Linked DNA regions of Mus musculus: region 1 is linked to region 2. A link is a loop called in an ENCODE intact Hi-C map of the cell type or tissue named here. Cell type or tissue: left cerebral cortex. All regions are shown on one strand. Each heading gives the region's core, and the rest is flanking DNA. Links, peaks and the distances in the headings are about the cores only.

What was found. Hi-C counts contacts between places; a loop is a spot of excess contacts. Peaks named below come from ENCODE experiments on the same cell type or tissue, not always from the same donor. Only the 100,000 strongest peaks of a DNase experiment are listed, where the experiment ranks them.
Region 1: a loop joins it to region 2, with 2.1 times the contacts of the local background. A loop is called at or near these places in 3 of 42 quality-filtered maps.

Annotation. Positions count from the first base shown.
Region 1 is chr9:107,000,650-107,008,331 of GRCm38, forward strand. Dock3 (dedicator of cyto-kinesis 3) reads right to left here. Exons shown (of 53, transcript NM_153413.2): 13 at 6,142-6,230; 14 at 4,682-4,807. Among named protein-coding and RNA genes, the nearest start is that of Gm22454, 92 kb to the right of the region's middle. In left cerebral cortex, for the core only: a CTCF peak has its summit at 3,639; a DNase peak (open chromatin) is centred at 2,726; H3K27ac peaks cover 326 bases.
Region 2 is chr9:107,227,759-107,235,440 of GRCm38, forward strand. It overlaps Dock3 (dedicator of cyto-kinesis 3), which reads right to left and starts at 4,151. Exons shown (of 53, transcript NM_153413.2): 1 at 3,714-4,151. The coding sequence starts at 3,750. In left cerebral cortex, for the core only: CTCF peaks have their summits at 2,563 and 3,545 (motif pointing left); DNase peaks (open chromatin) are centred at 3,556 and 4,145; H3K4me3 peaks cover 2,808 bases; H3K27ac peaks cover 1,738 bases.

The DNA.
Region 1 (7,682 bases), core at 1,416-6,415, 230 kb before region 2:
TATACTATAAAGAGATATGGCCAAAGCATCATTTGTTAAAGACTAACCATAGTCCCATGAACACATCTATAGCAAATCAATCTAACACTGGACTTGTGGCTAATTCTTTCACAAAAGGCTTATTTGTATGTGTTTGCCCTTTTTATGAGCATGTCTTAGCATAACTAAAGAGAAAACATTTTTGCTTTTCTGACTGTGGCTCAGAATAAGAACTACTCATTTTCTTTGTAATTAGAGTAACATATCATGTCTATGTCTCATTTAAAAGTTCTTTCCTCTTTCTATACACTGTAGACTTGTTATTTTTAAATGCCCTCAGATCTTAATAAACACACAAAGAAATATATGGTGTTTTAGATTAGGCTGGCAGCTTCTCTTTTAGTTCTTGTCAGTTACCCAGGAAGATGAGACTGATGAAGGATTAATAATGTCCATGACACCCCACCCCAGGATTGCAACATTCCATGAAACAAATGGTGATGGGAACAAGGCAGGCAAAAAGCAGTCAGGACACACAAAATCAAGAACTTACACCCAACTATCTTCATCTCTGCATCACAAAGAAAGGGGCGAGAATGAGGGGGACAGCACAGAGAACAAGAAACAAGAACAATTAAGACAAACAGGAAAAGAGAAAGAAACATCACTTGTAGGTCAGTGATGAAACATGCACTTTTTATTAAGGATCAAAGAAAATGACAAGAGTGTATTTACAGCAAAAGGCAAAAATCAGAGGGCCCTTAAGAGGGCTGGTGAGTGTGCACAGCTGTTCTCTAATGTGCAAGTCCAGAGCAACCCAGGGACAACTCCTGTTGAACTTAGATCTGACTCAGCAGGAACAAACTACTCACACCCAATGCAGAGTACTTTCTAAGTTATGGTATACTTTCTCTTGAATTTAAATTTCATTTACTGTTATTGTGAGTGTGTATGCATGCATGATGTGTGTATGAGTATGGGTTTATGGGAGCTCTGATGTATGTGTAGAAGTCAGAGGACAACTTTCAGGAGCTAGTTCCATCGTGGGTTCTGGGCACCAAACTCAAGACTTATGCAGCAAGTACTTTTACTCCATGAACCATCTGGTCAGCCCTAAAACATGGTTCTTTCAAAAATCTTTTTTAATTTTTAAATGTGTTTGTGTATGTGTGTGTGTGTGTGTACATGCATGCACATATGTACCTTTATGTCTTTGAAACGCACATGAGAGAGTCAGATGCCCTGAAGCTGTAGTTACAGTACTTATGACCCATATAATATGAGAACTGGGAACTGAAACCCAGCCTTCTTCAAGAGCAGTGAATACCCTTAACTACTGAACCATCTCTCAGTCCTAAGACACAGTTCTTAAAGAGGTTCCCAAACCAGTACCACCATTACCTAAGAGCTGGTAAGAAATCAAACTACTAGGCCCTGACTCAAAAACTCATAAACAATTGAGGTGGCTACAATAATCTATTTTCCTAAGTCCTGCAAGTGATTCTGATTCACACTGACAGCAAAGAACCATTGCTTTGGGGGAAGAATTATTCTAGTTAGAACAATATACTAATGCATAAGTGGACTTTTATATTAAGATAGAAGACCAACTAGTTTGAAACTTCACCCATATCAACTAGAGACTAAAGACCCTTAGAAATTCAAGGCTTTAAACCACTGTAGTTCTCATAGAACCACAAAAGAACTCTGGAGTTCCACTAACCTCAGGACACAGGCTTTCTAGGAAAGATATAAGAGGCACACTGCTGCTGGCTAAAGTATGGTCTAGAGGAAGGGAACAGCAGCTTCTTCAACAGGATACTTGAAGCATGGTACAGTACATTTGCTGCCAGAAATCTCTGAGGCATTATTGTGACTAGATGCTGACCCATGAGTCCTGGGGAATGATATGAATATCTACTTGTTCCCCTGGAACATCTGTCCTAACCCAGTCTTTCCTACTCATCATCTTTTTAGAACACAGGGAAGGACTAAGGGTGTGCTATAGAGTCATTAGCTTTTATACTGGATAAAAATAATCTTGAAGAAAGGAGAAAACAAAAACTATTGTGATTATCCAATAAAAGGTTTTATGTGCTTAGTTTAAAATAAATGAAGAGATGACTTAGTTGGTACCACGATACTTGCACAAGCATGAGGGCCTAAATTCAGATCCCTAGTGCCATGTAAAAAGCCAGCCGCAGCAGCACGTGTCTGTAAGTCTGCTGTGGAGAGCATGGAGACACAAGTTTCCTGAGGCTTGCTTGCCAGCTGGCCTAGACAACTGGTGAGCTCCAGGTTCAGTGACAAGCCTTGTGTCAAAACAAGTGACAGAAAATACTTAGTGTCAACCTTTGGCTTCTATGTAAACATATATGTACACAGACATATGAAAACAAACTCACACACACACACACATGCGCGTGTGCTCTTGCAAGAACAAACTATGAGCTACATGTGGTAGGGCCAACCTGTAATAACACCCACCTGACGTGTATAAACTCTCATGGAAAGCAATGAAAAGATGTCAGAAAGACCATTTCAGAGATGACATGTGAGATACCTGGGCCAGAGTCTGGCTTAACTCCTCCGTGCAGCTCTATCTAGCATCATGTTTTGATAGGGCTCTATCTGGGCCAGCCCAACAGAAATAGACCTCTCCATATGAGTATCTGGTAGTTTCTGCCAAATGCTGGGTACTTTAAAAATAAGGATCACAGCTTACGAGTGATTCTAATTTTTCATTTACTATAATTTCTCAGACTTTAGTGTTGATAAGCTCACAGTTACTGACATAGTTTCTTTTCTGTTCTTGTGCCATGTGTCCATGTGTCAAGAAGATGAAGTTGCAACTTCTTGTAAGCTGGCCAGTACTGGGAAGCTGAGGGACTTTTGCAATCCAGGAATAATATTCTCTTAGAAGAAGAGTGCCCCAGTTTCAGAAGGAGGGGTGGCTAGGACTTATTACATTCCAAGGCTTTTCTTCCTACAGTCATTGTTCCCAAGATGGACCGACCACAATACATAAACACATGAGTGCACATACTCATGGGCACACAGACATGCACACATATGTACGCAAGTGTATACACATACATACACATGCAACTGCTTAAAAGAGAAGGACTCTACTTGCTACCTGAGCTATCTCCCAGGCTTTATGTACAATTTTGACTGGAGTTTATTTCTTTCCAGATTCTGGTTAGTTTTAATTCCAAAAGCTATTAGGAAATTAATGTCCAAATAGTCTACAAAAAAACTTAGAAGAAAGAAAGGACTTAAAGGACTCACATAATTCCACAGTTAGTACCTTGACATCTAATTCTGAAAGGTTGTTAGATCAATCTTGGTAAGCCTCTATTCTCCTTTCAAAACCATGGCTGCAAAGCTAGAGAGTGTCGTTTGAGCTTTTCTTTCCCTGATTATGGGGAATAGACAGGTCTGAAGACTGGGATCAGAAAAGTATAGGAGTATTCCAAAGGAATACTCACCTGTACAACAGACAGATGGAGGCCCTTCATAAGCATGGAGTCTCCTAGCACTTAGCAATAAACATAATTGATCTAGCTGGCCTAAATTTGCCATCCAAAGAGCCCCCTGTGTTCCTGAGCAGGAAATAAAGGCCGTGCACAGTAGCTTGCTCTGCACTCAGTGTCCATGGGGAGGCAATGAAGGCAACATAAAATAAATCTGGGCAAGATGGAGTAGCTGGAAGGCAGCAGAACCCACTTTGTGGGCCTTCTTTATGCTTAAGTCACATTCATCTTTGGGTGAATATTGGTGAATGTTTCTAACAAGAGGATTAGTGAAGAAGCAAGAAGAACTAACAGATGACATCTGGAGTAGTGACAATTCAGTCCGTCCTGACCTGGCTCGTCTCAGCAAAACAAGATTTGTACAAGGAATTAAAACTCAACTGAGGGTTGGTCTGCCTCTTCCAGATTGTATCCAGACAACCAGGAATTTGCCTGGTCAGAGATCCCTATGTCTTCACATCTTGATTATCGAACTCCCTGCCATCAATCACGACCCAGCCCTTTCCCGTCTAAGAGCTGCTTCAGCTCTAGCAGCCCATTTGGTTCTACCTCAGTCCACTCAGTAGACAACATGAGCCTAGTATTTATTACCTAGTAGAGCATACCCAAGAGGCAACGCATCCCCACTTTCTCCCCTGGACATCCATAGACACTGAGAAAAGGACCAGGCAGTAATATGTAGAGCACCTAAATCTGTGTATACTGTTTGTGTGATCTATTTTCTGCTACATTAAAATGTAAGTGTAATTCCTACATGAATGACAGTCTCTGATAGTGTAAGCACATATTTTGATAAATTACACCCCTTAAGCAGGAAATTCTTGTACAGTAATCCTCAGCTAGGGAATGTGATGGAAGACGTGGTTACAAAAACACATGTCTATGAAAAAATTTCATGTTGATACTATTATCACCAAAAATCCCCAAAGCCTATCTCTGAACTCTCTGTCACATTACACTGAGGAGCATGGTATGGGCTTCTGGTAAAGAATAAATGCTTATAAAACCCAGAGGTCTACTGCGGGAAACTACACTCATCTACCTGACTTGGGAGGCAGAGACTTAAATAGCTCACCTGAATGGCCTACCACCTGCTTAAGAAAGGAGCACTAAACTCCATCCTGTAAATGCACCTCCCTCCCCAATCCCCAAACAGTTCTTCCTACCTGGCATAATAACATCAGGAAATCCCAATTTTCTTGTAATTGCTAATCCTCTATTAAATATCATGGGATTTTCTCTCCGGATCTGTTCCATGTCACCACGAAAAAGCTGAAGGGAAATAATAAGACCTACAGGAACAAAACATTTTCTTATTCAGAACCACACATCTGCCCACTGCATGGTACTAAGAAAGACTGCAAGTTTGCTCTCCTTTCCATCACTCCTGCCACAGTGCTAGAGTTAGAACCTAAGATTACATGTTAAGCACATTATCATTAACCTACACCACTGCCCTGATAGTTTTCTTAGAAAAATAATCAAAGTAGAAAATATTACTTATTTTGAAGAAGCACAAATAGAAAGCTAAAAAAAATTAAGGCAATTTCAACATCACACAAAATTAGTCCACAGACAGACTAAAGTCACAGCACCCTTGCCTGGGTCTGCCAGCTCCCACACAATTCAGAACGCTGTGGATGAACTCTACAAGCTGTGCATTCATGAACTTAGACAAACTTCAAGGCCCTAGGTTTAACATCCAATGTTGTCAAATGATAATAATAAAACCATGAAAGAGGCTCTCAGGACTCACATACTATAGATTTAGAGAAATTAATTGGTCCTCAGTGAAGGTCTCAACTTTTGTAGTCTCTGCTATAGATCTCCTTTGAAAGCCTCCCACCTGGGAAGTATCTATCAAGAAAACCTGCCAGGCTTTGTGGAGGTTTTATACTGTCATATAAAACTGATTTTTAATTTCCAACAAGTGCTATAAAGATTAAAAGAGAAATTAGGTAAAAGAGGTTATAAAATAATTTGAAGGTCGAAACTCAGGAAAACACCATTCTACATAAATTAAAGTATATAATTACAACAGTATATAAAAGCTCTTGTGCTTTTAAGTACTAGTTTTAATTTAATATTCAACTTAGAAGACAATCCACAGTGTAAAATTTCACTGAGATTCATATATAAATTATTTAAACATAGGTTAAAAAGAAGGTAAAAGAAATGAAGTTGATTAAGATGAAAGCTGCTTTCAAAGACTTGCTTTCCAGTTCCAGACTCTTCACTAACTCATTACTGTCAGGCTTTCTTCATGATACTGACATTCAACAGGAACAGAAAGAAAATTGATACTGATATTTGTCTTTTTGTTAAAGAAAACAGACTTTGCAATGCAATAAACCTTAAAACACCCCCCCCCCCTGGACTGGAGTTCAAGTTGGCAAAGTGTATAGAATTTATTATTAAAAAGATCAAACTATTTTAATCAGCAGATGCTAAAAAGGTCATAAGTGACTACATAAAGAAATACTACTAGGAAATTCCTAGGAAGGAAACAATGTGGATAGGAAAAAAACTTTACACAGCACTGTCAATCAACACCAACCACTACAGTGGCTACAAATTAGCACATACAAATGTAACACAAAATATTCTAGCCAAAGAAATACATCACCATGGCTGGCACTGGGGGCAGAGTACTTGGTACTTGACTTTCGGATGATGTTCTCATGAATCTGGGTCCATTCACTCTCGTTGTTACATCTATAACAGAAGGACACATTTTATGGCTCATAAAAATTAGGATACAGAGCTAAACAGAGGAATCTCGAATGGCTGAGAAGCATTTAAAGAAATCTTCAATGTCTTTAGTCTTCAAGGAACTGCAAATCAAAACGATCCTGAGATTCCATCTTACACCCATCAGAATGGCTAAGATAAAAAAACTCAAAGCTACAGCATATGTTGGCAAGGATGTGGAGCAAAGGGAACAGTCCTTTAGTGCTGGTGAGAGTGCAAACGTGTACAACTACTCTGGAAATCATTCTGGCTGTTTCTCAGAAAACTGCAAATAGTTCTACCTGAAGACCCAGCTATACTGCTCCTGGCCATACACCTAAAAAATGTTCCACCATACTACAAGGACACATGGCCCACTATGTCTACAGCAGCTTTATTCATAATAGCTAGAAGCTGCAAACAACTCAGATGTCCTTCAGTTGAAGAATGGATACAGAAATTGTGGTTCATTTACACAGTGGAATATTATTTAGCTATTAAAAACAAGGACAACATAAGTGTTGCAGGCAAATGGATAAAACTAGAATATATTTTGAGTGGGGTAACTCAGACCCCAAAGGATATGCATGGTATGTCCTCATTGATAAGTGGGTATTAGTCATAAAATACAGTTACCATGCTCCACTCCACAGACCCAAAGGAGCTAAACAAGAAGGAAGGGCCAGGCGAGGATGTTTGAATCTCACTTAGGAGAATAAAATAGTCATAGGAAGCAGATGGAGGAAGGGATCTAGGTGGGAGAGGACAGGGGAATGGAATGGGAAGGTTACAGTATCAAAGTGGGGAAAGACAGGAGAGAGACCCAGAGAGTCAAGAGAATGAATGGAACTCTGCAGCTGGGGTGGGAGGCATTTTTAGGACATGCCAGAGACCTGGGATGGAGGAAGATCCCAGGAAATCAATGCAGGTGACCTTAGCTGAGACTCAAAGCAGTGGGAATATGGAATCTGAAGAGGCCATCTGCTATAGCCACTTAGTGAAGGAATAAGGACACCAACCCACCACAAAACTTTTAATCCAAAATTTGTCCTGCCTACAAAAAATGCAGGGACAAAGACAAAGCACAGATTGAGGGAAAGGGCAACCAATAATCTGACCAACTTGAGACTCATCCCATGGGCAAACACCAATCTCTGACACTATTAATGATACTGTTACATGTGCAAACAGGAGCCTAGGATAAATGTCCTTTGAGAAGTTCCACCCAGCAACTAACTAAACAGATGCAGAAAACCATAGCCAAACATTGTATAGAGCTCAGGGACTCTTATGGAAGGAAAAGGATTGATGGCCCTGAAGGGGATAGGAATTCCACAGGAAGACCAACAGAGTCAACTAACCTGGATCACTGGGGGTTCTCGAAGACTGAACCACCAAACAGCATACAAGCTGGACCTAGGCCCCCCACATGTATGT
Region 2 (7,682 bases), core at 1,127-6,126:
AAGGTCAAATACACAACTGGTAAAGATGCAGTACTACATCTATGTTTATCATGCTGTAATTTTACCACAAATGTTGTTTCTCACTCACTAGCAAAAACACATAAATGAGTACTGAGAGAAGAGGAGGATAGTATGTGGAAGTAGGTTGAGATTTTATAGCACTGTAGACAAACAGGAAAACGGGAAGTTTCTGAAAGACTCATTTCCCAACAAAGTCATTATCCTCACTAAAATATCCTAATGTGTAATATAACAAGTACCTGGGCCACTGCTAAAATAAGTGGTGACGTATTTATGTATGTTTTAAAAATTAAAAAATGTCTTCAGAGACTATGTGCAAAAACTTTACAAAATATTGCTTCTCAACACATAATTTGTCTGGAGGGAGGTATACAAGAGACTTGAGAGCACAATCATAAATAGGCTTGTTCACTACGGTAAAATCGTAACACTGGAAATAAATCCCTAATATAGCAGACCAACTGCTGTTTACACAGTAGGAATAATTTTAAACATTCTTACTATCAACAATAAAGATACAAATTTCAGAAGATTCAGAAGCTATTGAAAGTTAATGTTCAACACCACTGTAGACACGGAGTGTGAATATGAGGCATTTCCAACCTCAATGGCTTCTTTTCAGACCATTGTGCTTTAGGATGTGTCTAAAGATGCTACATCTGGACCTGAAACTTCTGGCTCAGAAGTTAAGAGATGTGCTATTTTCCAAAGGACCTGGAGTTCAGATTCCCACACCCATCCATGTCTAGCAGCTCACAAATGCCTGAGTTCCAGCTCTAGAGGTTCTGACACCTTCTTCTGCCCTCTGTGAACACTGGAACAAACTTGGCAGACACAAAAAACAGACATATAAATAAAATAAAGTAAAAATTTTAATGTTAACATTCTCTGCAAATATTAAACCAATGATTATAAATTATAGATTATATCCTTGTGTTTAAGAACAAATTAAAGTTCTGGATTTGCCTCAAAAAGAGGTATTGGTTCTCTCCCAGAGGTTTCAAAAACTGGGCTTCCCTCTTGTGATTGAAGGGCCATAAAATAACCAATGAAGCCACTATCTTCAGGCTATTCTAGGAACCAGTGAATTGACTCAAATATTGTAGACAGTGGATCTTTCCCACCTCAGACTCCTCTATACTACAGATCTTTTTTCCCTTTCCTTCCTTCTTTCATCCTTTCTTTCTTTCTTCCCTCCTTCTGATGCCTCCTCAAAATCCTGATCCTTGGATCTCCTGAATTCAAGGTGATATGAACCACACCAGGCTCTACCCACAGACCTTTAGAAACTAAATCTCTGTTAAATTCAGTGAGATGGCTCAGTGGGCTAAGTCACCTGCCAGCAAGTCTGATGACCTGAGTTCAATCCCCAAAACACACACAGTAAAGGGGAAAAACCCCAAACTCCTCAAGGTGTTTTATGACCTCCACCTGCATGTCATAGTATGGGTACACCCATTCTCCACACCAACAAATACATGAATGTTTACTTTTAGAAAGCTGAACTCAAAACATTTTCTTATAGAAACAGTGGTAATAGTTAAACTTTCAAGCTAGTCCTTAGCTTGAAATCAAACAAATGGAAAACTAATTTAAAAATTAATTGTATTGCCTTTTTATCATTATTAAGTACAATATTGAACATATCTTACAGATTGAATTAGATTTTTAGAAAACACCTAGGAGTGCGGCCCCTAAGTTTATGGAGGGGAGGAAGTCCGGAGTTTTAAGCAATTTAAACAAAAACTTTTAGACCATAATAGGAAATGACAGTTGGAAAAAACTGTTAGAGAAATATCCAGTAGTTGCTTTTTTATAGAAGAAGAAGAAGAAGAAGAAGAAGAAGAAGAAGAAGAAGAAGAAGAAGAAGAAGAAGAAGAAGAAGAAGAGGAGAAAGAAAGAAAGAAAGAAAGAAAGAAAGAAAGAAAGAAAGAAAGAAAGAAAGAAAGAAAGAAAGAAAGCATCAAAATTATACCAGACCACAGCTACAAAGAAACTATCGTCAGAGTAACAACAGGCCATTTAAGATCTAAGGTGTATGCAATCCTATGCTCCTCTGCAGGGAATGACAATTTTTTCTAAAGCTAATCTCATTCCATCTGATTGCTTTGAATTACCAGACTCAGAACTAACACACCATTATATAGTGTCATCACTGTCTAAGTATTAATGGGGAGATTAACATTTACAAACTACTTAGTGTGTACTTGTTTGGTTTTCACAACCCTGTAAGATATGTTAACACGAGCCCTCATTTACACATTAAGAAAATTATTTACATAATTTTCCCAAAGCACCAGTAAAAAAGAAGCCAGCACTCTGAATCCCACTATCAGCATTACTTGAGAGTTCCTCCCCAGAAGGGAAAAATTTATCAAGTACCACTGGACAGCTGACCACTTTCACACTGATTGTTTGTTATTCTAATTAAGTAGTTCTGATAGCAGAAGAACCATCAACTCCTCATTTCACAGTAGCAACTTAGTATTCAAGGAATGCTTTAAATAGAAAAGGTAAAAGAGTCCCTAGGGGTGAATCCTGGCCTGTGCACCATTTCCTAATTCCTTTTCAAAAGACTCTAGAACTTGGGGTCTTTTACCAGGTCCTCTGTAGCATAGCTAATTATAAACTTTAGAATGTTAGTTTTCAGAAGAAGATAGAGGGCCCCTCTACTATAAACAGTATTTTTACATACCTTGCCTGATGGTATTACAAAACGATTGCACTTTACAAAACCACTGCGGTTTACAAAGTTTCTTTATAATGAATTATTAAGGAAATGCTGTTAGAACTGTTGCATTGATTGAAATAATAATTTGCCTTTAAGCAATATACTTCCTATACATTTTCTAAAATTTTCCATTACAAGCTAAGAACAAAAAACCCTGCACACTCCACATTTTAAATATTTGTAACCAAATCCAATAGGTTATTTACAATGATGTAAAGTGGCTGGCCACGAAATACTAACATTGTAAAGATAAAACACTCAGTCCCTTAAAAACTGAATTTTTTTTTAAAGAAATGGAATATTAAAAGAAATCGTTAACCTTCGGGAGTTTCACCTAACAGTTTAAGAAGAAACTAAGGAGTATCGTTCTCATTTGAAAACAGATTTGTTTTTTTAAAAAATGTCAGCAAAATGCACTAAACTTTAACAATGATGTATGTCCAAAACAATTCCCACAGTAGTAGAGGAACTATTTCTAACCCTTAAAGCAAAATAAAGATCTGCATCATTTTAGACTGAGCGAATGAGGTCAACGTTTTGCATCCTTTTTTGTAAGCTTCCAATCGGAAAATAAACAACCATCGGGCTCATCAACCTTGGTGCAGAAATTCACTAAAATCAAGGTTTTGACTGCTGAAGATGCATCTTCCTGGGTAAACTGTCCAGCGCCTCACATCACAAACCTCCCGCAACTGCCCCGGCCTTGCGGCCCCTCCCGCTCGCCCGCCCGCCCGCCCGCCCGCCGCACCTGCTGAGGCCGCACCGCCAGCGCCCCCTGCCGCCCTCCCGCACCCAGAGCCCCGGGCCCATCCCCGCGCTGGTACCGCACCCGCCCCGCGCCGAGGCCGCACAGTGTGCGGGCAGGGGCGGAGGAGCCGGGGCAGCAGCAATCGAGGCGGGGCCCGGGACTTGGGCACGTGCCCCCGAGCCCCCGCCGCTGCCAGGCCCCAGCCTCACCTACCTACGCCGTATTTCTCCTCCTCCGTGGGGGTCCACATGGCCGGGCCGGGCGCAGCCCCGCGGGCGCGGCGGCTGGGTGACAGCTCGCAGGGGACGGCCGCAGGGGCGGCCGCGGGCCCGGCTGTGGCGCACCGCGAGGCAAGGCGGGGGCGGTCAGGCGGCGCGGGGCAGTAGGCGGCGCATCCCTCACAGGCCGTCCGGGATGCCACCGCCACCGCCGGATGCCACGTCCTGACCGACCGCGAGACTCCACGGGCGGCCGAGGAGCCCCTGGCGACGCGGGCGAGGGCTCACCACCTGTCCGTCTCCACCGTCCCCGCGCCGCCGTTCGGTCCCTCACAGCTCCGTCGCTGGCTTCCCGGCGCCGCCGCGGCTCGGATCGCCTCAGCGGGCTCGCGGGACGCCCGCGCATGCGCCGCTCCCTGGCGCGCGGGGGCTCGCAATACCCGGGCTCGCGCCGCCCGCCCGAGCCCGCGCGCGAATCCACGAGACGCCGCTGCGGGCCAGCGGAGGGAAATCTGCGAGAAGGGATTGGATAGCCCGGCCCGGGAGGCCAACTCCCTCCGCCCCCCCCCCAACAGAGCCTTTGGCTGCAGCTACCGCAGAACGGGGTCGTGGTCCTGCGTGAGGAAGGCCACGGTGTCTCATGCCAGGCGTACTGAGATGGCCGCTCCACCTCTTGTCAGAGAGAGGAGAACCAGTAAAAATGGGGACATCGTTATTAAACTCATGTCGTTGTCACATTGCTATCACAGCCACATCCTCTGAAAGGTCCTCTTCTGCCATCCCGGGGCTCAGGGAGTAACGGGAGGGAGAAGCTGGCAGAATGGGATCATCGCTTCAAAGGAACTGAGTGATGTGCAGGGGGTTCTTGGGCTCCTAGGATGCCGCATATAGGCCAAGGCTTCTAACACCTCCTGAGTTCTTTTGTTGACTTGGCTGCTGTGGTGTGTGTGTGTGGCCTGAACAAGCTTAGCGGCCTTCATGTTCAAGAAGTCTTTCCTTTCCCAATTATATCTAGTTGTGTACCCCAGACCTATGCCACCGCCTCTGCGGGACATAGGTCTTCACCTCCAGCCATCCTGAGGTCTGACTCCCTCCTAGAACTTTATTCCTCCATCTCCTAAGAATTCATTCGCTCTGATAGCTACCAACATTACCTTATGACCCGCTACTGTCAACTACTGAGCAAAGACTGGGAACTTCTGGACTCTATATTTAGACCCAGCATATATCCAAACATCTCTTGTCACCAGCACTGTATACCTCGCTATCGCTCTTGGATGTCTTATTCTTCAAAGCCCATCTCAGCATCTCTAGTCCAGGATCCAGGAAGCCTAAACTAGTACAGCAGTCAACATGGTGACATTTTTATTGTGCTTTATTCTAAAGTGTGTGTGTGTGTGTGGAGAGAGAGAGAGAGAGAGAGAGAGAGAGAGAGAGAGAGAGAGAGGTCTCCTGGGAGAGCAGTAGCCAACACCATTTTCTCCAGCCTCTTCTTTTGGCTGAGATTTCAGGTATCCATTTGTATCCAAGAACTCTAATCTTTCTCCCATAGGACTGTCAGCGTATAGACCCACACAGTCAAGCTTTAGGCTAAAGTCATCCTTCTGGCCTCTCAGACTCCACCCAACTCAACAGTGAGTTCATGGCCATTAATTGAAAAGCAGGGCTAAAATAAGACTATTCTGATGCAAGTGACACTCACTTGTAATTATACCACTGTGAAAGGTGAGGCAAAAGAATCCAGCCTGGGGAGGCCAGCCTGGGCTACATATAGGCATCTTTTTTTATTATTTAAAAATAAATATCTTAATAATTGCCAGACTTTGTGAATTCCTTCTCCAAAGTATCCTGACCGTCCTCATCCTCACCTGGACTATAGCCACCACCTCATGGTCTATGGACTCTTTCATCTACCTATGAAGGCTGCCAGTCCTCCCCAGAAAGTGTCTGTTCTGTGAACAATTTAATTTCTCAATAATCAGATACACTATGAGAGTAGAAGGGGGATCAGGAACCAAAAGCAAGACAACAGAGATGCCCTGGTTTATTTAGCTAGTTCTTCCAGGGACATGGACCTCAGTCCGATGGTAGTCATGAAGGGCGTTCCACAGAATGGAGCCATGTTCCCATGAAGCTCTCTCCAGAGAGCTCTGACCAGCCAGCACAGCCAAGCAACACAGGTCTTCTGAACACCCATGAAACTCATTTCATCCACTACTTCCATCCCTTGGCTGGTATACATGATGGCGGTTACAGAGCCTAAGGTCTGGTTTTCCCAACGTTTGTGCCCATTTCCCAACAGAGACAATCCACTGTACTGCCGCCCATCTCAGCTCTGAGGTCAGAGAACACTAATTCCAACAAGTGACAAGAGAAGAAAGGGGGCCAAGGAGGATGAAGGAGACATTTGGTTATGGTCTGGACTCGTTTGATTTAGCTGTTTGCACTAAATTTAGGTCGTTTTCTTGGAATAACACGAAAGGACACAGCATGTTGTGGAGAGTCAGACCTCAGCAGAACTGTGAACCTGTGATGTCCCCATAGCATGTGATGTCCCCATAGCATGTGATGTCCCCATAGCATGTGATCCAAGCCCTCCCTTCCTCGGGCTCTTAGTCCACTTGACAACCCCCAACACACAACGCTTGCATCTGAAAACTCAGAATCCTCACTGACTTCCTCCTTCTTGTTACCCAGTTTGTTGTATCCCTGCCAGTAGTACCCAGCCGGGCTCTTGCTCTTGCTTTGGAAGCCTCTGTCTCCCATTTCCAGCCTGCCCTGCTCCACAGGTTCCTACCACCCCAGGAAGACCCGCTTGTCAGTAGCCTCACCGACTCCTCTTCCACTTATCTCCATCTGACTTCAAAAAGAGAACTGTGCACCCCAGGTCCTTTGATGTCAATGTAATTTATTTGATTCTCGGCCCCTCAAGATCTAATTTCTAAGCTTATCACCTAACAAGCTCTCCTAGAACCCTCCAGGGCTATCTGAATTCCAAATATTGGCATCCCCCGTGTCTTGATCTGATGGGCTTTTGTGAGCAATATCCACAACCCACAAAACCTTTCTCACTTGGAACTTGTGGGTCATTCTCACCCTCCAAGGATTGTCTCAGGACCACTTTCTCCAAGAAGACTCCCCAGCTGCCCCTCCGTGAAAGAAAGTTTTTCTCTACCATCAGGGCCTCTCTTCCCTCCACCACTTACTCCTCCACCTTACTCTAAAAGATGGAGTGTGTCTGCTTGGCACATTGACAGCAATGCATTTTATTCTTCAGTGGCAAGGATTTCATTTAGTTTACCCCACGCACAGAGGCTAATATTGCACCTGACACCTAATGAAAATTTCACATACACTCTTCAGTGAGCACCCTCCCTAAACATCTACTGAAACCATAATAAAATTAGGCTGAAAAAGAGAACCAGCAATCACAAAGCTCACATTAAACAGAAGAAATTTACCCATTATAAGAAGATCAATTTTAATTGAGAGACATCTTACTGAACAGCTTTATAAAAGATAAACATGGTAGAACAGTTTAAGAAGCAAGAAAGTCTGCAAACAGTTTTGGCCCATCCTGCCACCCTTCCTTTTGGCTTTACCTCATTAAGTGATAAATTGCAACTTGATGACTGAGGAAGGAATCAGATTTTCAGCAGGAAACCCCTTAATACTCGTGGCTATTAAAAGTAGCTATAATGAAACATTTCCTAAATAATGTATAAGAAATGCAGAAAAGCATCATATTCCCTCCGTCGATCAATAATCCTTTCATCATGAGCAAACTCCTTAATGGCAAATCCGTCATCACCTTTGGCAGATGAGACTGACCCTCTATAAAGTTCTGTCAGCTTGGACTCCACGCCTTGTCATTTCCTTCTGCCTGAAGATTCAGACAGCAGCATTTAAGGAGCCAGCCAGCCTGATGACTCAGCTCATAAAACAATGTGTGGCCACAAAGATG